2 separate regions of the Homo sapiens genome follow, and region 2 is linked to region 1. A link is a loop called in an ENCODE intact Hi-C map of the cell type or tissue named here. Cell type or tissue: PC-9. All regions are shown on one strand. Each heading gives the region's core, and the rest is flanking DNA. Links, peaks and the distances in the headings are about the cores only.

Evidence for each region. Hi-C counts contacts between places; a loop is a spot of excess contacts. Peaks named below come from ENCODE experiments on the same cell type or tissue, not always from the same donor. Only the 100,000 strongest peaks of a DNase experiment are listed, where the experiment ranks them.
Region 2: it touches region 1 in a loop (16-fold over the local background); 2 of 110 quality-filtered maps call a loop at or near these places.

The regions. Positions count from the first base shown.
Region 1 is chr5:88,669,604-88,684,754 of GRCh38, forward strand. It overlaps MIR9-2HG (MIR9-2 host gene), which reads right to left. Exons shown (of 4, transcript NR_152235.1): 1 at 15,055-15,151; 2 at 1,433-1,482. MEF2C-AS2 (MEF2C antisense RNA 2) reads left to right here and starts at 6,615. Exons shown (of 4, transcript NR_146284.1): 1 at 6,615-6,660. RefSeq lists enhancers at 2,062-2,674, 2,675-3,288, 5,587-5,686, 6,124-6,689, 10,372-10,872 and 1 more and a silencer at 10,898-11,087. In PC-9, for the core only: no CTCF peak of the experiment used is centred there; a DNase peak (open chromatin) is centred at 6,398; H3K4me3 peaks cover 2,945 bases; H3K27ac peaks cover 1,761 bases.
Region 2 is chr5:88,428,700-88,443,850 of GRCh38, forward strand. TMEM161B-DT (TMEM161B divergent transcript) reads left to right here. Exons shown (of 3, transcript NR_039995.1): 3 at 7,574-7,975. It overlaps LINC02060 (long intergenic non-protein coding RNA 2060), which reads right to left and starts at 10,391. Exons shown (of 6, transcript NR_105021.1): 1 at 10,286-10,391; 2 at 7,281-7,344; 3 at 1,082-1,151; 4 at 660-789. In PC-9, for the core only: no CTCF peak of the experiment used is centred there; a DNase peak (open chromatin) is centred at 9,552; H3K27ac peaks cover 2,195 bases.

The sequences.
Region 1 (15,151 bases), core at 4,464-9,463:
ATCTTTTTGCTTTATATATACTTGGGTGGGGGCTGGTGGAAGCAAAGAGATGTCATGCATTTGTCTGTGCATGTTTATCACCCCCATATCTGTGTGAATTTGCAAAGTAACATGGCTATATTTCCACACTTAGCAACTAAATGCATTTTTAGAACCAAAGTATCCATCATGAAAGCCAAGACACTGAACATTTGAGATGCTTTTACAATTAAAAGCTATAGAAGATACTGTCTTAAAACAGCATCTTCTAGGGCAATGCCACATAGTCATATCAACTGGACTCCGGGCCTGGTCCCCATGTCTGGCATATATAACATAGACTCATCATGGGAGTCCCAATAAGTGAAAGGAACCAACATTAGGATTATGAGCAGTCTGTTCATTAGCCAGATAGCCAACTAAATATTTTACTCTCCACCATCTCTCAGGATATGCAGAAATAAAAACTACACAGTAAGGCTTAACACAGAGCATCTGATTATTTTGAATATTGCCAAGGTTTATATGATGGTTTATACATATTTCAAAGACTGTATTATTATATAGGATGTGAGACAAGTTGAAACAATTGTGTAGCCCTAAAGATTCCTAGCAATGTCTGTCACATATTAAGAGCAACTATTAACACCTACATGTTATATCAGATATTTTTGCTTTCAAATAGCTATTAAGCTGAGCAGAATACCAGTTTTGAAATCTGCATTCTGAAGGATATACTGAATTTAAATGGTTTGCCTGCTCATTCACTAATAAATTCCCATTAATGGCCAGTAGATTAGGACGTGATTGTCATGCTTGTTTTCTAATCTTTTTATAGATCTCCAGATGGCTGAAACATGAATTGAAACATTCTGGTTTACCTGGGAGTAGACAATCTCTATTTCAGTTAAAAGTGAAAAGTTACGTTTTCCACATTATTTGGATCAGAATTATGCTATTTCATAAATTCAAATACATTAGGTTTGTCACCATATTTAGAACACCTCTGAATCCTATTCAGATTACTGCAAAGCACATGAAGAACTGGCCTATCACTGAAATCCCCTTTTAATATTTGGTTTGTATGATTCAAATGCATGTAAACCACAGTGCACTAGTACAGTCAAGACTACCATTTTCTACATAAAAGCCATTTAATTTACAGTGATTTGTATAGTTCAGGCAAGGTACCTGACTGGCTTACTTTCTAACAAAAGTATTCTATTATTTACTCTGTATCTTGAATTTCTTTTTTATAGGCAGTTACAGGTTATATTTGTATTATGCTTGATATATAATATACAAAGGCTCCCTGTAGAGGAGAAGGCTGCACATATAGAAACTTAGAGCATGAATTAGGAGATATGCAACCCACTGCATGCCTACCGCCTAGTAAATAATACTCTATTTTGTACATCACTTGGATTTTATCAAATGTAAATTTTAAAATTACCTTTGGTTGGTTGGATTGTCTATTCATTTTATGCTTCTTTGCAGTCTCATCTGAAAAATAGTCAAGAAAACAAATGATCACAGTTTATATATATGTATACATATGAAGTCATATAGATATTGCTTCATTTAAAATATTGCTATTAACATGATTCCTTAAAATGCCAGAGATTCCATAAAACCCCAGTACAATGTATCCTAGGTCTCAGCACCCACGGGGTTAAATATGCTAATTTGCATTCAAATGGAGACATGCATGATAATGTGAATGCAAAATATGCAGAATCTGGAGGGGTTTGAGAAATTAATTTTTCTTTCTTCTTTTCTTTTATTTTTAGCTTGGAAGGAAGAGGGACTCTTAAAAAAACATTAGGGACTTGAACCTTGTAACCTGCCATACAAAAGAGGAGAGTCCTTCCATGTAAGGATTTTAAGTCTGGAACAAAGTCTTATTTTCTAAATGTTTAAGGAACTGAATTTCCAGGCCTTTCGAACAATGGCAATCCCTGGATAAATATCTACTCCATTAGAAAGATGCAAATAGTTTACTGTAAGGCCACAGCACCGTGAGATGTGCATTCATATCTATGGCTCCTGATTGGCTCTTTCCTCCAGTAAATCAATGAATAATGTAAAACCTGATTGCTGTAAAGTGGTGGATTTTTGAAAATTTCCCTTCCCCCATTCCCTCTCGATCCAACATTCAGGAATTCAATACTCCCCAAAATAGGTTGTTTTTCTTTTATGATTTTTTAATGCTTATTGTTATTTTGGACTGGAGGGGTGGGGCTATTGGTTTTGCAAAATGAAAGTATTGCCCTGGTTTAATTATGCTGACTGTGGGAGCTCGCTTCCTGAGACAGCGCCCTAATTACCGGTGCCAAGGTGGAGAAAGGAGGGTGGTAGACAGAGGTGGACACCAAGAAAGGGAGGAAACGGAACCCGACTCTGCGGTGCTGGGCCCAAGGCAGCCACAGCTCCAAAGGGGCCCCCGGCCGTGGCCGTGACTTGACAGAGCCTCCGGTCTAACTTCTGATCAATTCCACTGCTCTCCTGACCCCTCAAGACAGTCCCCCATTCAAGCACCGCGGGTACATTTGCAAGATAAAACGCCGCAGACACTAATGCAAATACATTGCCCGAGTTCCCATCACCCTGGGTTCCTGCAGATAATTCCAGGCCACAGAAAGGAGTTCTTGCCTTCCTCAGCCGGGTCTAGACTCTAAGCAAACCGCAAAGACCTAGCTCCGTTTGGATACCAGAAGCGTCTTAAGCTGAACCGCTCCAAGTACCAATAACTAACCATGATGGTTGCATCTTGATGAATCTGAACTTGGGATAACCCTGTAAAGCGGCCTCTCACCTCCCAAAATTCAAAAGGCAAAGAGAAAAGGGAAGTGGAAAGCCACCAGATCTACTTAGCTACTGTACTAAGTTTTCCACCAAAATCTAATCAGACCCTCGCTTCCTTGCCAGGTAATTGCAACTTTGGGGCGGTTAAAGGGAGGCGAATTCTTCAAAATGCGAATTCGAATACAGAAGTGCAAAATACAAGTGCATTTTGCTCTAGGTTTAAAAGGGAAAAGCCCCCCCAAACACACCACCACCACCACCACCACAAAATTACATACAAAAATTCCCTTTTCCAACGCGAAGATTTCCTGGCATCTCTCTGCGATTGGGGGTCAAGCCGCTGGATAATTAACAGTACTGGCTAAGAAAACTCACGAGATCAACAGGTTTAACATCCGAGGCACACAATCAATTAGCTGAAGCAAAGCCCCGGACTGGCCCTCGGAGCGGCCCGCAGCGGGACTCTGCGGGCACCGGCTAGCGGGCGAGGTGAGGAGTGCGGGCGCGGGGCCGCGGCGGGCACTGCTGGCCTCGCGCCGCGGGCGAGCTGCAGCCTGAGGGCCGCCACGATACTCACTTGATCTCCCTGCGCCAGGCAATGCTGCCCCCCAAATCCAGCTGGGCAGGAACCGAGGCGCCGGCTGAAAGACAAGATCCAAAGTCACAGCACGGCCGCAGCACACAAACAGGCTTCTTTCGGCGTCTCCAAAAAAAAAAAAAAAAATGTTTTTCTCATCATTCCTCTCCCCTGCTCAACACATTTAAAACTGCCGCTCAATTCCACATGGTGATTCTTGGTTGATTGCGTCTAAAATAGTTTAAATGGGTCTTCCCTTCTGGGGAGAGGGAGAAGGGCGCAAAAGACCAAGGAGTAAAAAAAAAGCCAACTTTTACCCCCCATGCCAGGCACTTGCTCCCTGAGCCTCGGAGTGGAGAGTGAAGTGGTGTGTGCGAGGCTTGGCAAGTTTTTGGGGGGGCTGTCCAAGGTCTAGTCCAGCCCCCTCTGCCGAGGAGGACGTGCTCTGAAACTCAACCAATTTCCCCACTGCTTTTGTTACTGATGAACTGAAGCCCTATTGTTCATCCATTGCCACGGTCTTTTTCAGTCCCCACACTACGTTCTGCGTTGCCAGAGATAATGAATTTGCACCCAAACCTCTCATAGTCCCCTCCTGACAGACGGAACAAATTAGAAATGTCTCGTCTGAAGGAAGGCAATGGCTACATTTTCCTATTGTAGGATGCAAAGCACACATTTCTTTGGAAACTTCTTTTGCTTTTTTCTTTTTTTTAAAATCCTTTTCTTCTCTTTTTCTTTTTTCCTCCAGTTTTTTTTTCTCTCTCTTGGTTTCTTAAGATTCTTCTTTTTTTTTTATTACAGAATCTCCCTGTCGTTTTTCCAATGCACTGTTTTATGTAACTTGTGAGTCTTCCTAACCTTCTTCCCCTTCTTTCCTCTCCTTTCTTAAGGACTCCCTTTGCAATTTTATTTACAAACTTGGAGAATGACCTTTTGACTCGCAGACTTTTTTTTTTTTAAAGGTCTTTTGGTTCAAGTCCCCCTTCTTCACTCCTCCCCGTTTGTGTCGTGGTTGTTAAATGTGTTTAGCTAAAGACAAGCAATGCATTCTAAAGAATTTTATTCTCTAAACTCTAGAGGTATTCTAAATGTACCAGGGACGCGCCATAGGGGTCATCTATTTGAGGAGGAAGAAAAAGCGGGTGTGTGTGTGTGTGTGTGTGTGTGTGTGTGTGCGCGCGCGCGCGCGCGTCTGCCTTCCACGGAAAGAGAGACGGAGAGATGTGGGAGGGTGGGGGTGGAAGTATGCAGACAGAGAAGGGTGGGGGCTTCGAGGGGAAGGTGGGCTTCCTGCAACACAAGCGGAGAGGCTGTCAGGGGTGTGGGCACGGGGGTGCGGGGAGGCGGTGCAGGAATCCGTCCCGCCGAGTGCCGTCGGCCCCTGTGGGCCTGTTTGCGCGCCTGGGGCTGGCCGCATTCTGGGCGCGGGTGTCTGCGTGCCGGGGTGGTAGTTCCGAGCCTGCGCGCGTGCGACCGGGTACGGGAGGGGGAAGAGTGCCGTAAAAATTCAGACGAGTGGCCCGTATGTAAATGCAGCCCGCGGGGAGCAGGGAGGCGGTAATGACAGCCGCTGGCGCTCAGCCCCGCCGGCGGCCCCTAGCTTTCCCGCCAAGTGCAGCCGGAGGACAGACAGCCATGCGTGTCCTTGGCGGGAGAGCCCCCACCCGCCGCGCGCGCCCGACCCCCGCGCACACGCACACACTCCCCTCGCAGGCGTGGGGCCCAATGGCCACGAACATGTCAGGAAAACAAAGCTGGGGCTGCGAGGTGGAACGATGAAACGGCACACTTGGCGGCCGAGGGCAGAGCGGAGAAGTCGCCACCACAGCCACCGGCGCCCCTTTCTTGCCTGCTCGTAGATCTGCCCTCCGGCCCAGAAGAGGCCGAGGACCATTTCTTAGCTGCCCCAGAGGAGGGGGCGAGCAGAGGAGGGGGCGGATGTGCACAGGGAGGTGCCAGCGGTCCGGTGCGCGGGCACGCACACGCCGGCGCGCAGGGCTGCCGCGGGCGGAAGGAGGGGAATGACAAGGCCTCGGCCGCGTCTCGGAGAGGCACTACCTCCGCGCTGAGGCCGCTGAGTTTCAAGTGCAAAACACCAGGCCAAATCCGGCAAGGCGGCGGCTACAGAATGGCTCACACTTCAAGCCTCCTTCCTCAAACAATCCGATGGGAAGGACCTGGCTGTTCAGGGGAAGCCTTTGCTGGCCTCTCTTTTTACATGGGGTGAAGTCGAACCCCAATCTAGGAGCCCTGGCCTAGATGGCTCCGCAGATGAGTCCCAGACGTGGCCATGGAAAGACTGATCTCTCTCTGCTCAGAGCGCCTGCCTCGGTGCTCACTAGCGCAAGCACCTCCCAACACACATACATACATACACACACACACACAACACAGCACTCCCATCACATTAAAACGCGCGCTCATGATCCTGCCGTTAATGAAGCCGAGGCGCATAATGAGTGCACAGGTAAATAGGTACCGAAACCAGAAGACTTCACCAGTCGGCTGGGCGATTTACCTCTCCCTACAGGGAGCACTTGTAGTTATCGTGTTTTAGGAGTGATTTGCTGTTGTCTGTGGTCTCTCGCTCCTCTTCTTGTGGAGAGAAGCCAAAAAATATATATGTTCCGTGGTCAGAGTCTTCTTTCTGATAAGCTACCCGAGCATTGGTCTAAAACATCTGTTTTATCTGTTGATTTTGGTTTGTTGTTTTGGGGAGTGTTGCTTTTCTGAGGGAAGCAAAAGAACGTGTGTGTGGTGGGGCTGGAAGCTCAGGGCAAGAGTCTGCGTGTGCGGCCGGAAGGCTGGCGAGTCTGAGAGCCGCGCGGTGCAGAAAGAAGGCGGCGGCTTGTCCTCCCCCGGGGCCGGCACTGGTCCCTTGGCACCCCGGCCTGGGCTCGGCTACTGCCGCCGCCGCCCGCGCTCTCGGGCTCCGCCGGCTGCCGCTCCGTGTTTTCCCCCATCCCGGCTTCACGTTCAAGGTTTAGCTGCGAGGTCACGTCCATTGACGTCAGCTCCCTGTCTCCCTCTACGTCCGGCTACATTTACATACATCAAGGAAATTAGGGCATTAAAAAAATATGCAAATCCTGCGCGAAGAGGAGCGGGTGCATTCCTGGCGCGATCGCCTTTTATTGAAGCTTTTAATTAAAGGGGCCAGTTGGCGAGCCCCTGAAACAACCGCCAAAACCCCCCAAAAGAGAAAAATAAACGCTGTAGCCTTCGAGAACGGTTGTTTCGGCTCCTGTTCTGTGGGCGGCTGAGGACCGCCGGCTGCCCGGCTCGGAGAAGAACAGGTTAGAGGAGGCAGCTCCAGCCCATGCATAATCAGGGCTCCGCGGCGCCTCCATTCTTTCCTCCTCCTCCTCCTCCTCCTCCTCCTCCTCCTCCTCCTCCTCCTCCTCCTCCTCCTCCTCCTCCTCTTCCACCTCTCCTCCTCCTCCTCCTTCTCCTCCACCTCCTCCTCCTCTTCTTGCTCTCGCTCCTGTTGGTTCCAGCGTGTATTATTTTTAATACTGATGCATATGTAAAGGTATATTTGCATTTTTTAATTTGCGAGAATTTCAGATTTTGTCATTTTATTGGTTCCCTTTCCCTCTTTTTTTTTTTGGAGGATTTTTATTGTTGTTATTTTATTATGTCTATGTGTCTCTCTTGTCCCTTTCTGTCTTTTTTGGCGAGTGTCTGCTGCTGTCTCTTGCTAGATAATATACACAGTTACCTCCCTGCTTCTGTTTATTTAAGGTTACAAATATGCACATCTGTCATGTATGCAATGCCAGCTGTATAACCTCCTGGTTTGGTCATAAAGGAAAATACACATTTTTTTTTCTTTCTTGACATACCTTGATGGGCTGTAGTGCCCATCGCTCAAGGCTCAAAGTTTGATTGTCTAATTAACTTCATATTAGCAGAAACACAGTTCGGGGCCAGTGCTTTCGAGATAATGTATGTATAAGTGAAGTGATTCCAAAGATTTCTAAATAATTTTTGTGCTGATTGCCTGAGAGGTGCGGCATTCCCCGCCCTATTGCTTTCTAGCATTTCTTATTGAAAAAAATATATATATTTTAAAATGGGTAGACACAGCAATGGACAGCCTTCTGCAAGGAAGACATTTTCAACCATGTTGTATGTTGTACCTTATTGGCTGCATTCAAAATTTACTGAGTTTCATTTTTATCTTAATATGGCTGGAAACAAGGCACATTATCTTGACTGAAAAGCATCCTTGATTCCTGACTTTGAAATGAAAGCAAATACACAAATAAAACAATTGGCTATATTAAACCAGTTGATGTGGCTTAAAATATACAGGCCTTGAGTTAGATTTCAAGCAATGGTAATCTTGTTTATAGGATCGGATTCTCTTTCTTGGCAATATAGCTATGCAGCACGATGGCTTTTTTCCACCTTTTAATTCCCCCAAGCTATCATTTAAAAAAGACTCAATCTATAATTGCAAACCCTGAAAGAACAGCAAGTATGCACACATGCAGCTTATTCAATTAAACAAGTCCAAGTACATGCACAGGTAATTAGTTTTCTTATGAATGACTTACCTGCACAGATACTCAGGCCAAGACTCAGCCCTCCCCAATGGCCTTCATGTATAAATATTCACATGTATTTCCCCCTATTTCAAACCTAAAGCGGTATGCCATCTTTCATGCTGGACTATCCAGCATCCATTTTCAGCACCCTTAACTCTTATGGAATTTCCAGCCTTACCTCTGGCTGTAGTTTTTCCAAGCCTACACCAAAGTGCTCATATGATATGTCACCCAATAAAAAGTGGTCAGATGGCTACACGTATGACATTAAAAAGCAGAAACACATTCATCCTTCAGGTTCGCCTTTACCTTGCCATATATAGCAAGATTACGTTTCCTAAAATACATTTTCAGCACATTTTATGAATAATTGCAGGATTCCACAACTGATTGCAGAATAGCCGGTTTCTGGGGGGCACCTGGCTGAGTGAAACAATTCGGCAGGCTCAAGGTCTCTTTGAGTTTGGCTGCAGTTAAATTGCGCGTGGCTGTTTGTTCCTGCCTGGACTCTCCCACATACCTGCCTACCTTTATGTAGGATCAGGACAAACACACCGGCCACGTTGCAGGGCATAGAGTGTCGGTGCATATATTTAGATGGCAGTAGCAAGGAACGCGTGCGTGTACGGCTGAGCATGCATGTGTGTACAGATGCGTGTGTATGTGCGCGCGCGCGCTATGTGACAAGGAACACAGAGAGGTACACCTCTTATCTCTGATCTCTCTGTAATCTCCTTTTCTGTTTCTAATCTCCCTTATTGGCGCATGGTAGTAACCCAAAGCGTGTGAACCGTCACCGTCGCTGCCGTGTGCGCGCTGTGGCTTACCCCGAGGGCCGGTGGCTCGGTGACTCGCTGGCTAGGTGGGTGTTGGGGAAGAGGGTGGGTAGCGTCGCTGCCGCTGCCGCCGCGGGTCCGGGTGCTCTGTCCCAGCCCGGCAGCCGAGCGCGCAGTGTCGGAGCCCCCTCCCACCCCGCCCTCACCCCCATCCTCCCCTCCCCTCCCTTCTGCGCCTCCCCCAACCCCCCGCCCCGCATTACCATATGGAGGCCGAGTCCCTGCGAATCACAGCAGCAGCGGGAGGTATTTGAATAAGCCCCGCAACCCCGCGCAGACCCCAACTCCTCCGAGAGCAGCATGCCCTGCACCAAGAGCCACCACTCTGGCCGGTAACCTGGCAGCGACAGACAACTCCCCAAAGTGCCCTGCGCGCGGTGGAGAGAGGGTCTGCTGAGGGTACTGGGTCTCCCACTTGCTACTTTTATATTAACTTGACATAGAATCAGACAATAAATGAGAGGAGAGAGAAGAGAAGAGGAAAGAAGAGACAGAAAAAGGGAGAGGCGCTGTAAAGGGGAGAGAGAAAACAGAAGCGAGAATGGGAGAGAAAAAGGAGAAAGAGAACCCAAAGGGTTGAGTTAAAGAGAGAGTAAAATGGGGACCGGGTGGGGAAACGGTGGGAGGGGGAGAAATACCCAAATATCTGAATTTGGACTTCTCAAGCTAAAAATACCACCTCACTGAACTTCACAACCTCCAATGAGACACGTGTTTCTCCCCTCACCACCACGTCACCGAATGATTAATTTGCCGTCTCAATCAGAAATAATTATTTAGAATTGTATAACAGATATAGGACTTAGCAGAAAGAAGCTCATTTTATGAAACATAGCGAAAAATATATGACATTTAAAGATGATGTTGGCTACCTCACGGTAAAAATTAAGGCTTGCCTTAACGACTCGGCAGTTGTCCAACCATGTCCTCTGAAATGGTGAGATGGCGGCCCAGGGCCAGCAACAAGAGGTGTTCCGAAATATTTTGGACTTTAAGTGAAAATTTTTTTTCTTCCTGTCTCAAATTTTATTGTTACGTTTTTCTTCTTCACGAATTTATTCCTTTTACCTAAATTTTACAGATAATATGTGAATCTTTTAAAAAATTTTACTGCAAAATGTCACATTTTGACTGAAGATATGATTTTAGACGTTAATTTAAACACATAGCCAGTTCCATTTTGCAAACTAACTCTGAATAGCACCTGATTCTGAATTTAGCCAATTCAACTCACTCTCCCTCTCCCTATCCTCAAATCAGAGCAGTGATTTCCCTGTACAAAACAATCAGAATCATACTAAAATCTCCAGTCACCTAGAGGATGTACCCATTGTAAATGTCCCTTTAGGTATTCATAAGCCAAACGCCCTTCTTTTGAAACACATACAAAAAGAACGCCTCTGATTAATAATCTCTTTCGCGGCACACTGAGGCCGAAGGCAGGGAGCCGCAGGACGCCAGAGAAGGGCGCAGAATTCTCAATACCTAGCATTTCAATGCAGATTCCAAAGATTCGCTAACTGCTAGGTTTTCCAAGAGGAAATAATATTTGGCAAGCAACGCTTTTGGGAAAGACAACCACATTCCAAATACTGGCTCCTTCCTGGGCCTGGGGAGGGGACTGCGATCGCGGTTACCCGGCACTTCTGTGTTCATGTGTGTACAAGGTGGTATGTAGCCCACGCATGTAGCCAGGCCTAGGTTTCTTTCTTTTCTTTTTCTTCTTCTTTTTCTTTTTTCTTTTTCTTTTTTTTTTTTTTTTTTTTTTTTGAGGCAAGAATATTGAAACCAATCCACTCTTTCTGTAGCTAGCTCCCACGAAGCTGGGATTTTCAACCTCTTGTTTATTCGTAAAGCCCATATGGAACCCCGGTTGAATCTCCCCTCTTCGGATTTTACCAGGAGGCCCTCAGTGCCCCACCGCCGCCCATGGCACGTGAAGAGAAAGGAGGGAGAGTTGGGAGCCACGAGAGAAGCCGGCTCGGAGCCGCTTCCGTCGGGGCCCATGTTTCGCCCCAACAGACCCGTCTCTCCTTTCTCTCCCCGAAGGTACTTCCTTAGGCCGGCAGTGTCGCTACGGTGGTAGCCAGGTGAGCACGGGCACAGTCCCGGGGCGGGGGCGGGTAGAGCGGCCCTCTCTCGGGAGCTCCGGTGGGTCTGCGAACCTGCCGGGAGCGGAAGGCTGAGTGGCGCTGGGGGCCCGCGCGGGGCTCCTGGCTCCCGCCGGCAGGGGAACAGCGACACCTACTGGCCGCATGGGTACCGCGCCCGGGCCGTCAGGGCTGCCCTGGGACGGGGTGCCGGGCTCCGTGGACTTGGGAGGCCGCGGGAAACTTCACCGAAGGCTCTGCGGACTGCTCTAGGACTCGTCCGCCCTGGAGAAGACAAAGCCACGCTTTCTGGAGACCCCTGGGAGGACTGTAGGATGGAACTGAACACACAGGCACACACGCATGCCCATTTTTTCTGGGGAACCGGATAAACCCTCAGATGCAGTTGCCCACCGTCCCTTGGTTTTATGAGAGAGACCCAAGCAGAGGTCGGAGCCTTGACCTCCTCAGGTTCATGACCCAGGCCTCTTCACCGCCTTTCCCAGTTCAGCACTGACTAAAGAAGATATCTTTACAAATTAGGAAAAGAAAAGAGTTCATTATCCTCCCTGAAGCGGGGAAATGAGTGAGTCAAAGACACAGACTCACAGGCAGCGGTTGGCGCCGGGCACACGAACCGGCCGAGCCCTCCTGCTAGCCAGCTTCGGGCACCTTTAGTGCGCCCTGAGACTGCCGCCAGGGAGTGAAATTTGGTAGCTCTTCTTTAAGAATTACAATCTTCTTAATTACTCCTGAAATAAAGGCAAATTTGGGCTACTGGTGATATTTTTGAGAACTACAGGTATATATGCATATATAAATATATATATTTAAAGCATATATACCAAAGCAAATATATACATAAAGTATATGCATATGTGTGTGTACATATATACTCACACACATACACATGTGTGCATACATTTACATATATATCTTCTGCGACATGGCTTCGGTTGTTGGCTTATGTTGGGGAAGGTAAGAGGTTGTGAAGGCATGGCAGGTCTGATGAAAGCTCAGCAAGGTTGGGGATGGCAAAAAAGCAATTCATGTATTCCAGATTCACTTTCTCTTATCTAGTCTTTTCTGTAATAGCATATAGCCATTTCATATGGGAAGGAGATGTGATGTTGGTCCCAGCAGCGGGTAGAGGAGGGGGGAACCTCAGCTTCCATTATGCCCCAAGATGCCTTCTTTTTCCCCTTTTCAGGTTCTGAGGCTCACTTGGGCCTAAGAAACCTGGCTGAGTGTGATTCTTATACTAACCTGCTCAAAAGTAAAACATATTCCCTTTCCTCGAAACACTGGGGTATCGGAGCTAATTTCATTCCTTAAGATTTCTATGTAAAATATTGCTTATTAACAAACCTCAGAACTAAAGGCAGTTTTTTTCCATTCAAATTTCAAGAGTTCATTTTGGAAATTATTTTTCTTAGCTTTACATACCGGTTAGAACTAGGGTCTAAAAGATTTTGCCTGGAAGGTGGGAGAGCTTATTAGGACTAAATTTTTGTCTTCGTTCTCTACAGTCACAAAAGTTTGCTAATTCTGTTTTATTTAAATACAATTGGAAGCTTTTAGTGTCTCTAAAGCCAGGAGTTTTAGGTCAGGTCCCCCTCTCTCTCCCTCTTAAAAAGAAATCACTAAAAGGCCCAGGAAACCTGTATTTCAACTCTGTTCTGCAAGTATTTTTTTTCTTTTTAAATTTTCTTACAAGTGGATTTGACTGTGTCCTGATAATACAGGAATTCACATCGAAGAAGAGACTCTTAGCAGTTTGTATGATATACAAATAAACCTATATTATTAATAATAAAATTGGGCTTTATCCTACTGGCATTTTTTCTTGGCAAATCCTGTTTCCCACTGCATTTCAAAGTCAGCTTTCTCCTTATAAAAATGGAAACATTCATAGCACAGGAAAATATTTATTAAAAAATTACACTGGGCACACAACAAGCACCCATCAACAAAACCCAGTTCAGAGGTGTCTTTGGGTATTTAAAGCACCTTGATAAATGCAGGGGTTGATTTTTTTTTCCTTTCCTTTTGGCTTTTTAGGATGTAGCTTTATTTGTGACTCCAAAATCTTAGCTAGAAAGGACTCTCATTGTTTGATATTCTTTGGTTTTACTAACTAAAAAATGTTGATTTGACATTAAAGAAGATAGAAAAATAGAATTTCTGTTTCAAAAATTGTGGAATTTCTCTTCATGCTAGTCATCCCCAAAGCATTAGTGTATTAAACTCTAGTAGAAGGAATGTTTACTGTTCAGTACAGAAAATTAGGCCAGCAAAATAATTTTTTATTTCACATTAAATGTGAATAAGCATATTCATAAAGGTAATTTGTATATGGGTGTTATCGTGATGACTGTGTGAAGTAAGGGAGGAGACAAGGCTTACAAGGCTTTCTGTTTAGGTCTCCCTCAATATATTTTTCTTTTCATTCCTCTTATTTAACAAGAAAGTCAAGGAATAGAAGACAGGCTAAATTGTCATTAGACTGTGTCTGTGTTCTTTGTCACGCCTGCCTTTCCTCTGGACTGCCTGGGAGGATGTGTGTGCTCCTTTCTTGCTTCTTGAGTAGCAGGGAGGAAGGAATGGATGCAAGGATGTGAAGATTGATCAGAAAGGCACATTATTGCACGTGAAAATGAGATGGATACATTTGACACCTGGCTAAATTTCAGCCAGGTGGTTGTCTTGCGAGAGGGGCTTGTGTGTGGAAGCTAGCAGGCCGACTGAAAAAAGTGGGGGGAGACAAGAGGCTTCCTTCATCTGGAAATCCGCAGGATCTTACTGACATTTGGCTTCAGGGAGTAGAGCTCCAAGGACACCTGTGTGCATCTGCCTGGAGATAGGTGTGTGTGTGTTGTGTGTGTGTGTGTGTGTGTGTGTGTAGGGAGAAGTAGGCATTTCATCAAAAATACATTTGAAAAATGTTGGTTCTAAAATTCAGTCGTTATCAATTCGGGCCAGGTACCAAAGTCACTAACGTGTCCAGGTTAACTCCTGGAAGGCAGCAACATTCTTGCTTTTGATGGTACGAATATGGCTTCTTTCATTTCTTTGGCTCTTTATGGTACTTCTTTTGAGTGGGGCGAGGCTCTAGCTTTCCCCTCCTCCTTTCTTGATCTCGGCAAACAAAACCATTCTACCACTTGAGCCATCTGCCGCAGGTGTAATGGATGGCAGGGGGCCGACCTAACCACACTCCAGTCTCTTCTAGGTCGTCACCGCTCTGCACCAAACAAATGAGTCCTGTTTCACCACTAGGGTGCCGAGGTGGATGGTGGATGCTGGCCCCCGCCCCTGGCAGCGCTCAGCCCTTAGAAACCAGAGCCAGCTGACAACACGCGAAACACACAGGCACAGCGAAAACGCCGAGCCGACGCTCATTCCCTCTGCCCCCTCCCTCTGCTCTCTGTAACAAGGAGGACACGTACACAGCCTTTACACACTTAAAAGCCCTTGCGACTCCCTCTGAATTCTTAGTTACTTATGACGGCCTTCCTCACTGCACATAGCCCCTGGGGTGTGTGTGTGTGTGTGTGTGTGTGTGTGTGTGTATGCGCGCGTGTGTGTGTGTACGCGCGCGCGCGCACGCGTGAATGTGCATGTGTGTTTAAAACGCTTATTGGTAGGTCATCAGCAGCTGATCAGACATGGTAATCCAATAATTTTTTTGAATACACACAATTTTTCGTTGAAGTTAATTTTTTTAAAGAAAAATGGAAAACTATTAATTTTCTGCGCAAGTCTAGGGTTCCCAGTTTAGGTTCCAGAGAACAGCAGATCTGCGCAGCCCCCGCCTTACCAAACTTTCCTTTTCTAGGGTTTGAAAGAGGCTCACATTCTCACTTCATGACAGAGCAGCGGCTCATTTGCACGCGGGTGTGTAAAGGAGGGAGCTGTCGAACGCGCGACTTAGGAAGGGAAATCGGATAGCTGGAGCCCCACGCAGTCGCTCGGAACCTTGGCTGGAGGCACAAGGTGCCCAGGGGCAAGAGCCCGGGGTCCAAGCTTCCAGGCGCACATCATCCTCTGGGCCCCGGGCCCTCCGGCTGGAGCACTCCCTCACCCGCATCCCATCCCCGTTCCATTTTGATCATTATTTGAATAGCCCAGGTAAGGGTGCCCATCTCTCGGCTATGGGCGGGGGCTGGACCCTGACAGGTACGGACTCCGCGGGACCCCAGTGTGCTTACCTCGAGCGAGGCCCTGGCAAATGGTGGCCCAGAAGCATCAAGTTTCCTCTCCCAGCCGTTGTGCCAGATTTCCCCTCCTGCCTTCTGCTCCTCTCCG
Region 2 (15,151 bases), core at 6,825-11,824, 240 kb before region 1:
CTTTCTCTTGCATCATTTCCATATTTGTAAAATGGGGATAATAATAAATTTGATCTCACAAGTTTGCTTTGATGATTAAATTAGTAAAGATTTGTTACAGAGAACAGTAAAATAAAAGTGTTCACTCTTGGTAATAAGGTATTGCACAACAGTCAACGAAGGTCTGAGAAGGAAAAAAATAAAAAATATGCACTATCTGGCACAGCCAAATGGAAAGGAGCCTTACAGGTCCTAAATTATGACATACATTGTTACATCCACTGCAGGAACCAGGATATTAACTACAAATATTATTGGGTCTTCCTAATTCAGCATCATTTCTTAGTAATACCTGAAGACAATGTTTATAACACTTAGAGATAATAAAAAGATAACTAAGACTAATTAAGAATAACAGAGTAAACTGCTTTGACTTTCATCTTTATTATCTAGGGTTCTCTGGTCTTCAAAGTTGACACATCATTTGACCCCTTTTCTCTCACATGTTTAGCTATTGACTAGTTTGATCATTCTTTCTGTCCTAATTTAGTCCAAACTTGGATCATCATCTTTCTTCTTTGTCACCTACTCCTTTCTGTTCTTTCTGCTGCTCACCATAATCCCACCTTTCCCAAACTCAAGAAGAGTTTTTTCAAGGAATATATGCTATCCCACCTCACCTGGTTGCTTATATCCAGCTGTCCTGCTTCTAATAGCATAAGAGATGCACCGTGTGTCATTGGAGCAAATGATGGTTACTGTTCTGCTAGTTCTCAATGGTAACAACCCCAGGTGATTCCTCACCAGTACCTGATGGTAAGGAGGAACAGTTTTATGGTAGGTCATGCCAGTTTAAAGGTATTGGTCTGGTCTTCCTGCTTAAAATAATGAATGGCAGAAGAGAGAACCATATATCTTGGGATCTGAACTGGTGACCTAAACATAAGTTTCAGCACCTGTTAAATACCCCAGAGCTATTCTAGCCCTTAAAGCTATTCTTTGCTGCTCATTTGAAAACGAACATTAAGGAGGAGAAAAAGGGCATGCTGAACACCAAGCATGAACTGAAGACCTTTAGAAAATCTCTTTAATATTTACTTGCCCAAGCATGCTCAATGGAAGACTTGTCTTATTGAATTCATACTGTATCAAAATGACTTCTCAGAAGACACCTGTTGAAAAAAAGTATTTGTTCAGAAGAGAGTAATTTAGATAATGGAAGTAAGAAGGGCTAAAGACGGTGATTAGTCCATGCCTTTGTATTAGTCTGTTTTCACACTGCTATAAAGAATTACCTGAGATTGGGCAAATTGTAAAGGAAAGAGGCTTAATTGACTCCCAGTTCAGCATGGTTGGGGAGACCTCAGGAAACTTACAATCATGGCAGAAGGCAAAGAGGAAGTGAGCACATCTTACATCGTGGCAGGAGAGAGCAAAGAAGGAAGTTACACACTTTTAAATCATCAGATCTTGTGAGAACTCACACACTGTCATGAGAACTGCATGGGGAAAACTGCCCCCATGATCCAATCACCTCTCACCAGGTCCCTCCTTCCACATATGGGGATTAAAATTCAAGATAAGATTTGGGTGGGGTACAGAGCCTAAACATATAATTCCACCCCTGGTCCTTCCAAAATCTCATGTCCTTTTCACATTTCAAAATCAATCCTGCCTTCTAACAGTCCCCCAAAGTCTTAACTCATTCCAGCATTAACTTAAAAGTCCAAGTCCAAATCTCATCTGAGACAAGGCAAGTCTCTTCCACCTATGGGCCTGTAAAATAAAAAAAAGAAACAAGTTAGTTACTTCCAATACAATGGGGGTACAGGCAATGTTCCCATTCCAAAAGGAAGAAACTGTTCAAAACAAAGGGGCCACAGGCCCCATGCAAGTGTGAAATCCAGCAAGGCAGCCATTAAATTGTAATGCTCCAAAATAAACTCCTTTGACTCCATGACAAATTCAGGTAATGCTGATGCAGGAGGTGGGCTCCTAAAACCTTGGGTAGCTCTTCCCTTGTGGCTCTGCAGGGTACAGGCCCCACAGCTGCTTTTACAGGCTGATGTTGAGTGCCTGTGGCTTTTCCAGGCACACAGTGCAACATGTTGGTGGATGTACCATTCTTGGGTATGGAGGATGGTGGCCCTCTTCTCACAGCTCTAGTAGGCAGTGCCCTAGTGGGGACTCTGTGTGGGGGCTCCAACCCCACATTTCCCCTTTGCACTGCCCTAGTACAGAGGTGCTCCATGAGGGCTCTGCCCTTGCAGCAGATTTCTGCCTGGGCATCCAGGCATTTTCATACATCCTATGAAATCTAGGCAGAGGATCCCAAAGCTCAACTCTTGTCTTCTGGACACACACAGACCCAACACCATGTGGAAGCCACCAAGGCTTGGGACTTGCACCCTCTGAAGCAATGGCCTGAGCTATATATTGGCCTCTTTTAGCCACAGCAGAAGCTGGAGCAACTGGGATGCAGAGTGCCATGTCTCGAGGCTGCGCAGAGCAGCGGGGCCCTGGGAGCAGCCCACGAAACCATTTTTCCCTCCCAAGCCAAGAAGTTCTCTGAAATGGCCTGGAGACATTTTCTCCATTGTCTTAGCTATTAACATTTGGTTTCTCATTACTTATGCAAATTTCTGCAGCCAGCTTGAATTTCTCCCCAGAAAATGGGATTTTCTTTTCTACCACGTGGTCAGGCTGCAAATTTTCCAAACTTTTATGCTTTGTTTCCCTTTTAAACATAAGTTCCAATTTCAAACCATCTGTTTGTGAGCACATATGACTGTATGATTTCAGAAAAAGCCAGGTCACATCTTCATGCTTTGATGTTTAGAAATTTATTCTGTCAGATACCCTAAATCATCTTTCTCAAATTTAAAGTTCCACAGATCTCTGGACAAAATTCTGCCAGTCTCTTTGTGAAAGCACAACAAGAGTGGCCTTTGCTCCAGTTCCCAATAAGTTCCTCATCTCCATCGGAGACCACCTCAACCTGTACTTCAATGTCCATATCACTATCAGCATTTTGGTCACAACCATTCAACAAGTCTCTAGGAAGTTCCAAACTTTCGCACATCTTCCTGTTTTCTTCTGGGCCCTCTAAGCTGTTCCAACCTCTGTTACCCAGTTCCAAAGTCACTTTCACATTTTCAGGTTATTTTTATGACAATACCTCTCTCCTGCTACCAATTTTCTGTATTAGTCTGTTTTCATACTACTATAAAAAACTACCTGAGACTGGGTAATTTATAAATGAAAGAGATTTAATTGACTCACAGTTCTGCATGGCTGGGGAGGGGGAGGCCTCAAGAAACTTACAATCATGGCAGAAGGTGAAGGGGAAGCAAGGCATATCTTACATGATGGCAGGAGAGAGAGAGCAAAGAAGGAGGTGCCACAGTTTTAAACCATCAGATCTTCTGAGAACTCACTCACTATCATGAGAACAGCATGGAGGAAACCATCCCTATGATCCAATCACCTCCTACCAGGTCCCTCCCTTGGCACATGGGGATTACAATTTGAGATGAGATTTGGGTGGGGACACAGAGCCAAACCATAACACCCTTCATCCATTTCTTTATCCTTTTTTCGTTGAAACTCAAGCAAAATAACACAGGAAGTATAATATTGTGGTGTGGTGGAAAGAACTCTTATCCTGAGGCCAGGGTGTGGGTTCAAGGTTTGTTATCTAGAAAAGTCATTTATTTCTCTGAATTTCAACATCTATTCATATGAAGAGGTAATAATATCTACCTTACAGAAATGTTGTAAAGATTAAATAAGAACTTTGTATGTTGCTTTAAAAATATTTGTTATTTTATTGTTTATTTTATAAACAACAATTAATTTTGATGCTATGGATCTGAATAATTAAGATCCCAAAATGTTGCTTTCTATCAAACTATGTGGACATTTTTGACTTTTCTTCCCCAGAAATTCATAATCTGCGTGTCTTCTGCTCTGCAGTGTGTGAAGTACAAAGAACTCAAACGTTGGAACATAAAAGATCTGAATTCACACACTGGCTAAGGTGTTCTGGATTCACTTAGCAGTTAGTGCTAGTCAAGTCTTGTATCCTTGGTTATCCTTTCCATAATATGGAGCTAGCAACACCTACTTTGCAGAGTTTTAGAAAGGATGATTGGTAAAGTATGAAGGTGCTTAGCATAGTGAACAGTTCATAGTAAACAACCATTATATTGTAAGTTATATTGGGATTCTTTTCTTTTTGGTATGCCTTCATATTATCATCAAAAATATGGGTTTGTCTATGTTTAGAACTACTTTGTAGGTCCTCAAGCATTGTGCTTATTGGGTGAAATGCTGACAAGATTGTACCTTGAAAAACAGGAGTCATTTGGATTGATAAAAATTATTTAAAAATTAAATAGCTCAAAATTCTTTTCTTTTCAGATAGTGTAGTTGGAAATTCTTTAGAAACTCAAGTTCTGTAAGGGACATAGACATTTTAAGTCATGGTTACTGCCTTCAAGAAACTTACACCCTGGTTGGAGGCATTGTTTTCACTAATATCTGTGTCCAACGAAATGATGTCTTTATATAGTGACTGGGCTGTGAGGTAAGAAAAGGAAAAATGCTTTCGGAGATTAGACAGATGTCTTTAAAATCATTCTTCTGTCAATGGAAATGAGCCATGGGGAATCAGGTAGCAGGGAGGCAGAGGGAATGAAAGTCTGCTAACTTTATATTTTGTGTCAAGTGCAGTACTAGGCAATTCACATCCATTGTTTTAGTTAATCCTAAAAATAATACTATGAGATGGATTGTAGAATATTGACTTTATGGCTAAAAAATGTAGTAACCTCAGAGAGGTGAAACAACCTTGTCTAAGATCACATACCCAATAAGTGTTGGAAATGGGATTTCAATCATTAACAGGGGGAGAGTAGAAAGTGGGTTTTATTCAATTTAATTGAAAAATATTTATAAAATTTAAGTATCTCACCTTCTCCAAAAATTCCTTAATTTATCTCCTGGATTTCCTCCTTTTCTTCTCTGTTGAACCCCCAGTGAGTTCAATGCTAGTTTGTGAAACCCTCTAATCAGGGCAAGAGCTATAGCCATTCTTTCAGTGCACATGGCCCAGATGGCTTATCTTATTTTTTAATCTGTGTACTTTTAGCAAGGGGAAAAACTGACAACTATTTCAGATGTGCTAGTGTTTAGTATCAAATAGAAATAAACTAATTCAACATTAATTTATTGTAAAAATGTTGTACAGAATATACCACAATTAAGATACACAATTCAATCATTTATCCTTTCACTTAATGAATATTAGTGATCATTGCTCCCACCCCCTAGTCACAAAACTTTATAAAGCAGTTTTAGATAATCAGTACAGTCAGCTGCAAGTAGTGGAAAACCAAATTAACATGGCCTAGCCGAAAATAAATTTTTTGTGTATCAAGAAGTCTGAGGATGGACAATTCGAGACAGGCAGAAGAAGGGTGAAGAGATCATGAGTCCATCACTTTTTAAAAGTGTTTTTAGGAGTCCCAATTAGCAACTTCAGCTTGCATCTCATTAGTCAGAATCCATCATATGGCCACTCCTGGCTGCAAGGAGAGCTGTGTTGTGGTTTGGAATATAAAAATTGTAAGAAAAAGAAAAATATTATCAGAAAGGCAGAAAGAAGTCTTTCTAGAATATCAAGAAATTTAGTTTTCCAGCCTCTATAAAAGCAACTCAATAGTATGAAAACAAATAACCTGATTAAAAAGTGGGCAAAAGGCCTGAATAGACATTTTTTAGTAGAAGACATACAAATGGCCAACAGGTACTGCACTGCATATGAAAAAAACATTCAACATCACTAATCACACAGGAAACACAAATGAAAAAAACCACCAGATATCACCTCACACCTATCAGGGTGACTATTATCAAAAAAAAACAAGATAACAAGTATTAGTGAGGATGTGGAGACAAGAGAACCATTGCACACTTTTGATGGAATTTAAAATTAGTACAGCAATTACAGAGTCAATAAGGAAGTTCCTCGAAAACCTCAAAATATGATCCAGCAATCTCACTACTGAATATATATCCGAAGAAAAAGGAAACTGATATGTTGACGATACAGCTGGATTCCCATGTTTATTGCAGCACTATTCACAATAGCCAAGATATGGAATCAATCTAAATGTCCATCAACAGTGGAATGAATAAAGAAAATGTGGTATATATACAAACAGTGGAATACTATTCAGCCATTAAAAAAAAGGAAATCCTGTCATTTCTGACAACATGGATTAACTTGGAGGGCATTACGTTAAGTAAAATAAGCCAGGCACAGAAAGACAAGTACTACATGATCTGTTACATGTGGAATCTAAAAAAGATGATTTCATAGAAGTGGAGAGTATAAGGCTGGGCACAGTGGCTCACACCTGTAATCCCAGCACTTTGGGAGGCCGTGGCGGGTGGATCACCTGAGATCAGGAATTTGAGACCAGCCTGGCCAACGTGGTGAAAACCTGTCTCTACTAAAAATACAAAAAAAAAATTAGCTGGGAGTGGTGGCAGGTGCCTGTAATCCCAGTTACTCAGGAGGCTGAGGCAAGAGAATTGCTTGAGCCCAGAAGGCAAAGGTTGCAGTGAGCTGAGATCATGCCATTTGGTACTCCAGCCTGGGCAACAATACTGAAACTCTGTCTCAAAACAAAAAAAAAGAAAAAGAAAATAAAGAAAGAGAGAGAGAGAAGGAAGGAAGGAAGGAAGGAAGGAAGGAAGGAAGGAAGGAAGGAAGGAAGGAAGGAAGGAGGGAGGGAGGGAGGGAGGGAGGGAGAGGGAGGGAGGGAGAGAGAGAAAAAAAGAAAGAAAAGTGGAGAGTATAATGATAGTTACCAGAGGCTAAGTGGTTAGGTGGTTGAGGGTGGGGGGAACTTGTTAGTTAAAGGCTACATATTTATAGTTAGATCGGAGGAATAAATTCAAGAGGTCTATTGTACAGCTTGGTAACTATAGTTAATGATGATAGATTGTATCTTGGAAAATTCTAAGAGAGTAGATGTTAAGTGTTCTCACCACAAAAATGGTAAATACATGAGGTAATAAATTTGTTAATTAGCTAAGTTTAACTATTTCACAATGTATATATACTTCCAAACATCACGATGTACACAGTAAATATATAGCATTTTATATATAAATTTAAAAAATAAATTTGAAAGAAAGAGAGAAAGGCAGGGCAGAAAAAAAGGTGTGAGTGGCTTTTAAGAAACTATTAGTTCATTACAACATTGAGTGAAGGAAGCTACTAGTCTTACCTGAGCTGTGTTTGATGATGCAAAAGGTACCCTGCTTCTATCACTTTTTCAAGTTTCTTGGCCTCTGGAGCAGAGATAATTTTAGTAGTTACAGGGTTCTTATGTCCATTTTATGAGCTACTGAATGTAAAGTGCTTAACACTGTGCCTGGCACATAGTAAACTTTAATATATATGGGCAACTATAACAATAAAATTAATATTCGTTGGTATCATTATTAAGTAGTATAACACTCATTCTTCTCCGTGACTAGAATGAGCCTTTTTACATTATCTGCATATTTTTTGTCCTAGGAATACCCATCTCGAGTTCTGGATATGTGCTCTGAGAAGGTGCCCATGTCACCGACCACACTGGAGGCCAATGCAGATACTGGGGGAAGGTTCCATGGTAGCTAAGTGTGGACAAGCTAATCACTGAAGTTCCCTGATGCAGAGTTGATAATCTCTCTAGAGTTGGATGAAAGACTGTGCTGCCTTGAAGCTCTGAGAGATGCCATGCCAATTCAAGGCAGGGTCTTTATTGTTGAAACTCTTGCGTAATGACATCTTTATTCAGGTGAAAATACAGGATGAATTTCAACTATATGATATTGTTTATGTTCCTCAGACATGTTATTTGTCTTTACAAAGATTGGTTTCAATAAACTGTGTGACTGATATTAAATAAACATGGAATTTTACACATTCATAATATTTGGTTTCTTGTGATTTTGATGAACTATACTTTCAAGCATTGTCAGTTCATCCTCATTTACAAGGAAACATTTGCTGTAGCAGAGTGATGTAGTGACTTGCTTTACTTAAGATAAGTCAACTTTTCTATTCAATGTTTAATGTGAAACTGACTTAAAAATTTTCTTTTAGGCCACATTTACATTTCTGTTTGTATAACATGCATTATACTATTTTAACTTAATACTATGGCTATATAAACCAAAGACATCCTAATTCTGTTTTTAATTTATTGTTTTGCAAGATAAATAATTTTTAATGCACTAATGAAGCTAAGGAGTTCATATTAAAAGACATGTTATATGACCTACTGAAGTTGAGCTATGGAAATTGACTATCTTAAAAGTAATTTTATAAAATTATTTTGTATAAAATTGACTTTCTTGTATGAATTCTTGACAACAAATATAAAACAAAAGGAAGTTGAAACTCCTTCTACATCCTTCTACACACTGAGGAGAGTTAATTGAATTCTTTCTAATGTCATGATTTTTGTGTTTCTTAGAAAAAGAAATCAGATGAATAGTAAACATTTCAATTGCACATATCTGCTTCTGGCTACCTATTTAAAATGAAAATCTTTTTCAAAGTACACCTAGATTTTTCACATCTTTAAAGTGATATCATTTTATTTGTAGATTTATTCATGAAATGTTTTCATTTTGCCATCCAGGAAAAGAAATGTCACGGATTTTTTTTTTTTTTTGAGGTGGGGAAGCCCGAAAATATGCAACCCTGAGCCCATGCTCCTTCATCCTATAGCCTCTTTCCATTCCAGGCACCCTGTAAGCACTCATCTACATCTCAAAGATAAAAGCTATGAAAGGGCAAATAAATATGCCAAGAATTAAAGTTCCTCTAACCTTAAAAGGGGTTATTTAAAACAGGCACTCCTGGTATACCATGACCAACTAAGGTCCATATACTGGCATGTGTTGGATACGCTGCCTTTATAGAAAGGTACCAGGAAGATGTTGAGGAGGGGAAGGTCAACCAGCTAGTTCAGAGCAAGTTTCAAACAACAGGGTAATGGTGTCTTCATACCTAACATCTGATTTTTAGTTTTGAAATTGCAGTGGTGGTGATGGGGAGGAAAATCAGCGAGGGGAGAGGGGAACTGATGAACCTAAAAAGCAGAAGTAAAAAAATAAAGTCTGTAGGCATGGTAGTGACAAAATGCTGATTCTTATGGCTGCACTTCAAAGCATGCTAGGACAGGCTTGCAAGGTCCAGCAGGATTATTTAAAAGGCTTGGAATTTTGAATATATATTTTTTAAAACCCTTTTCCTTCTGTTTTATTTTTTCCCCAACCACTAGACTACCAGAAAAAAAAAAATACTTTCTATGCCATCTTTTAGATTGGGTTACTTTGGTGGATGAGTAACCTCACCCATTCCTAGGATTCTTTTCTTTTGACTAGTTTCATTTTTCAGGCAGTGACCTTTCCCTGACCTCAGCCCCAAACTCCAGGTCACCTTTCTGTAGCCCTGGTGTAGCACTGAATAGAGGGTTTACCAGATTGTTGGCACTGGATAAGTGGTACTGGGCACAATCGTCCTCTTTCATAAGCAGGAGGGAAGTTTCCTTTCCTAGGATTGAGAGAGCTGGCTGACTTATGCCCCCTTTTCATTTTGTTGTCCAGTAATTTCCCCTCTGGCCATATCTGCAAACTAGTTGCCTTGCAGGAAGGTGACATGCACCACTGATGCAAAAAGACAAACAAAAAGACTGTTATTGGCATCAGCACAACTTTCAATGGTACTTCAAAACAGATTCATTTGATAGTGAAACGTTAGTTATTTGCCCCAAATAATTAAAAAGTTTAATTGATTAAAGCTTAATCTCAGCTATTTAAATATTTCTATGCTTTTTTAAATTACACTCTCCTGAATAAAATCATTACTAGCTATGCCAATCTTCAATCTGCCCTCAAATTACCCTAGGAAAGATCTCCTTTTACCTCAACATGAAAACAATTTTTTCCCAAGTTTTCAAATAGTGGGAAAAACATCATCTGATTAGACTTCAGTAGGAGACCTTAAATACCCTCTATCATTTGGCCTTCATGTTGCCACATAGCCATGGCCCTACCAACAGGATGGGCACTTCTGATGTTCTCCAATGTTCTGCTGTTTCTTTTCCAGGAAGTAACCTGTTTCATGGGTCCTAATGCTGAGATCCCAGGGCTGCAGTGTTTTAGTCCATTTGAGCTGCTATAAAAAAATACCTTCAACTGGGCAATTAATAAACAGTAGAAATTTATTTCTCACAGTTCTAGAGGCTGGGAAGTCCAAATCAAAGCACCAGGAGATTTCATGTCTGCTGAGGGCCTGCTTCCTGCTTCATAGATGGTGACTTCTAGGTGGGTCCTCACACGGAGGAAGGGGCAAACAAACTTCTTTTGGCCTCTTTTATGAGAGTGCTAATCTCATTCATGAGGTCTCTGCCCTTATGACCTAATCACCTCTTAAAGGCCCTATCTCTCAATACTATTGCATTGAGGATTAGGTTTCAACATAAGAATTTTGAGGGAACACAAACATTTAGATGACAGCATACAGTGAATGGCAAACTCTAGCATGTCACATTGTAATGCAAGACCAGTGTACCAGCCTGTCTCTTTTGAATAAATCAATGTGGCAATATTGATGATTTCCAAAGCCTCCCTTTTGTATTCTGTATTTGCTACCATTATAAGGATGTCAGCACTAAAGAACAAAAAAAGAAGAAAAAAGAAAAAGAAGGAGGATCTCAATAGCTAATGGGAAGCATTAAGCTAATCCCTTATCTTGCCACCCAACTTTGTCAGATTTTGGAAAAATAGTGCTTCAAATTATTTTTCCAATGAATAGACTCGTGTCTTATGTTTGGGCATTTAATTAGGCCCAAGGGGGAAAAAGGTAGAAGTTTTTAATACTATTTTGCTATGCAAAATACACATGAATATTTCCACTATATTAGGTAGTTCTATATCAAATATACTTGTGATTCTAAGCGGCCTGGCTTTGGTCCGGCAGAATGCAACCATCAGTCAATGTTAGCTCCATGCAGCCGCATTGTTCCCTGTGCGCTCTAAAGCAATCAAACGAGTCTGCAAATGTTCTTCAAAGAATACATCTAGACTGTTACTTCGTTAAACATCTCCTTGGCATTCATTCTATTTTCCGCTTTGAATTGCTGCATTTAGTTTTGTAATGACCTTCTATAGCTAGGAGGTTTTATTAACTCTTTGATCTTCTAGCTTTGGGATGAAAACAAAGAAAACATAAATGAGCACTTTGTGCACTGTCTTATAGAGGAGACCAGAAGAAAAAAGGAAATATGTTTTCATCAAAAAGATTGGTTTGTGTGGAGACTTTCAGCCCTTCCTGTTCTTTTCTCCCTTTGAGTAAAATGCTTATCAATGTTGTACATGTGTTTGTTTTAATGTCTTCTTTATAACAAAGTCTTTGTTTCTCTTCTCTGTAGCTCTGGTAGCTGAGGTTAGGGTCAGATATCTCTTTATGGATTTTCTTTTTAAGAACATTTTCCATCCTTGGTTTCCTCTAATCCAGAGTATAATTCTTGGGTAATCTGTCGTTGTATTTATGAGATACTGGAAGCCCTGCTCTGTTTCCAAGTATTCCTTTGTGTGTGTCTACGTGAGTGGTGAAGGGGAGGGCATCCCCAAGCCGGTAGTCACTTAATACTATGCTGAGAAAAAGATTGAGAACTCTCTGTATCCAAATCTCAGTTCTGCACTTCATTGTAACTGTGTCTGTATATTCTGGAGCATTTGGAGTAGAACCTCACCATTTAGTTATCTTGCTTCCTAAGTCCTGAACTCATACCATTATTAACATATGGATGAAATACTGCCTTTCAAATTGACTGTATTTTTATCTTTTGTCACCCTCTTTTTTCCCTTTTTTTACATACTTAACTGACTTTACCTTTTTTGGTCTTTTATCACAACTTTGGAACAAAACTTTAGGTAAAAGATTATAAAATACTGAAGTCCTACTCCTAGCTTGAAAAAGTAAAATAAATAAATAAATATAAATAAATAAAAGATTATAAAATACCAACATTTATGATACAAATTAAATACAAAGGGTGGAAATAGTTACTCATCAGAGCAAGCCTTTTCTTTTCCCCAATCTCATAATCAGCCATTTATTATATCAAACACTTTCTTTAGCATCTTGAAATTTGAAACTCCTCTTTGTTGTTAAATCTAAAGCAATCTGACCTAAGAGCCCAGAGACTTTTTTGATTTGCTTAATCTAGACTCTAGAACAGCAGGTGAACTAGCTATGTGCTGATAATATTATCTGGTTATTTTGCAGTGCCTTAGGTTAATTGGAAATGGAAAGCCATTATTCATCTCAAAGTGGCTTCATTTCATTTTGGCTAAGTTTTCCTTTTGTTTGACTCATTTAATACTAATTGTGGTAGTGATGTGCTAAAACTATAAAATTATATAATTCCACTAGTCTCATCTCTTTTTCAGAGATGAAGAAATAATGAGTGACAGTTTACTTAGGGGCCTTGACCAAGTAAGGTAAACTTAACATTAGAACCTGCACCTTTTCATTTCCAGTCAGCTTTCATTTGCTTTCCTGGGTCAGACAAAGAATAAGGGAAAATGATCAACTATTGATATGGGAGACTCAGCTCTTCTTGGTGAAACTCAAATGACGTCTTCACCTGAAAGAGCAGTGGCAACTAGCTTAGCAAATCTTTCTCATATCCTCACTTGATGCCTTTCCATTGCTTTCTCCTTCTGGGAACATCCCTTCCTCATCTTAGTAATTCCTTAGATTGTTCTGTAATTACTTGTTTGTCGTGCTTTAAGTTATAATTTCCCTAAGCTGAAAACTTGCTTATTTCTAGAATATGTTCTCAAAATATTTCATAACGATATTAATAACTATAAAATGCTAAAAACTGTGAGACTGCTTCTATTTGAAACTTAAATTATAGATAAATAACTTACTTTTGAAAGTGTCTCAGTCTGGTAGCTGTGATCAGAAAGCAGTTTAAATTTACAAACACCTTAAGAATGTTTCTAAACATTCTATTGAAATGCCTTTTTGTAACAAAATAGGTGATAGAGCAGTCAGTATTTATATACATGCAATACTTTAATCTTGGGTACAAAGCAAGATGACAAGCAAAGACATTAGCAGAGCAGTTATTAAATGAAAATATGATATAGGTAAGAAATGCTGAAATTTGAGATCTTGAAATAGTATTATTTTAAATGGTCCCAGAGAGATTTGAAAATATTGGGAAGAAAAAAATCAAGGTACTTACACATTTCTTTCTATTTTTACCTTTTGGTGGTCCAAATAGTTTGACACAGTATAACATTTATTCAGAGGGTAATCGTATTTTAAACCTATTTGATATTTTACACTTCATTTAAAAATCTCAAAATACCTTATTAAGTAGTAATACTGCAAAGGTTATACACAGGTTTATTAAACAGCTGAAGAGGAAAATATTTTATAGTGGGCAATGACAATCTTGTGCCACTTAACGATGAACAGTTTCTGAGAAATGTGTCGTTAGATAATTTTATCATGCAGATATCATAGAATGTATTTACACAAACCTAGAGGTTATAGCCTACTACACACCTAGGCTATGTGGTATAGGTTGTTGCTTCTAGACTACAAGCCTGTACAGCATGTTACTGTGCTGAATACTGTAGGCAATTGTAACACAATGGTATTTTTGTATCTAAACATATCTAAAAGAGGTACAGTGAAAATATGGTATAAAAGATTTTTTAAATGGGGATTTGTCCATTCGGAGCCCCCCACCCTCTGTACGGGGGAGCCATTTTCTTCTTTCTTCTTTCTTGCCTATTAAACTTTCCACTCCTTAAAAACCAAAAATAATCAAAAATTTAAAAAATTTTTAAAAAATGATACCCCCATATAGGGCACTACCATGAAGGGAGCTTGGTGAATGCAATGTGAAGGTCAAGGATATTACTGTAAACTACCGTATATTTTATAAACAACGTATATTTGGATTACACTAAATTTGTTCTTAAAAATTTCTCTCTTCAATAATAAATTTACCTTAGCTTACTGTAGCTTTACAGATTTTTAATTATTTACAACTTTTTACACTTTTGTAATAACAGCTTAAAACACAAACACATTGTTCAGCTGTACAAAAATGTTTCTCATATCCTAGTCTATAAATTTTCTCTCTCTCTCTCCCTCTCTCTTTCTCTCTCTCTCTCTATATATATACTTTTTAAACGTTTTTGTTAAAAATGAAGACTCAAATGAATATATTAACCTGGACCTACACAGAGTCAGGATCATCAGTATCACTGTCTTCCACCTCCACATTTTGTCCCACTGGAAGTTCTTCAGAAGCAATAACATGTGTGGAGCTGCCATCTCCTATGATAGCAGCACCTTCTTCTGGAATACCTCCTGAAGCACCTGCCTGAGGCTGTTTTAAAGTTAACTCTTTTTTATAAGTAGAACGAGTACACAAAATAGTGATTAAAAGTATACTATAGTAAATACATAAATGAGCAACAGAGTAATTTATCATTATCGAATATTATGCACTATACATAGTTGTATGTGATATACTTCATATGGCTGACAATGTAGTAGGTTTGTTTATGCCAGCATCACTACAAACATGCAAACATTTCATTAGGCATTAGGATGGTTACAATGTCACTAGGTGACAGGAATTTTTCAGCTCCATTATAATATTACACATTGACTGCTGTTGACTGAAATGTTGTTATGTAGTATTATACAATGCATGACTGTATTTATTTAAAATTTTCACCATGTTATTTGGTCAAAGCAGTAAATTTGTTTTTTACTTTGCAAAATGTGGGAGAAAGAGAATTTAAGGATCAAATTCTCTTAGGAAAAGTTCTGATTACCTTGATGCTTATAATTATCTTTATGAATTAATGACAGATATCTCACATGGGTGATGTTAGGACATTCATAAATTCTGTAACGGAAGAAAATGCCACAACTTATAGAGAAAGACCTCAAGTTCATTGTGGTCCAGATTTGAAAAATCACAATCTCCCATGGGTTCAATTATTCCAGACTAGCCTAGGTCACTCCTAGCACAGGTACTGAGCATTCCAGGGAAGG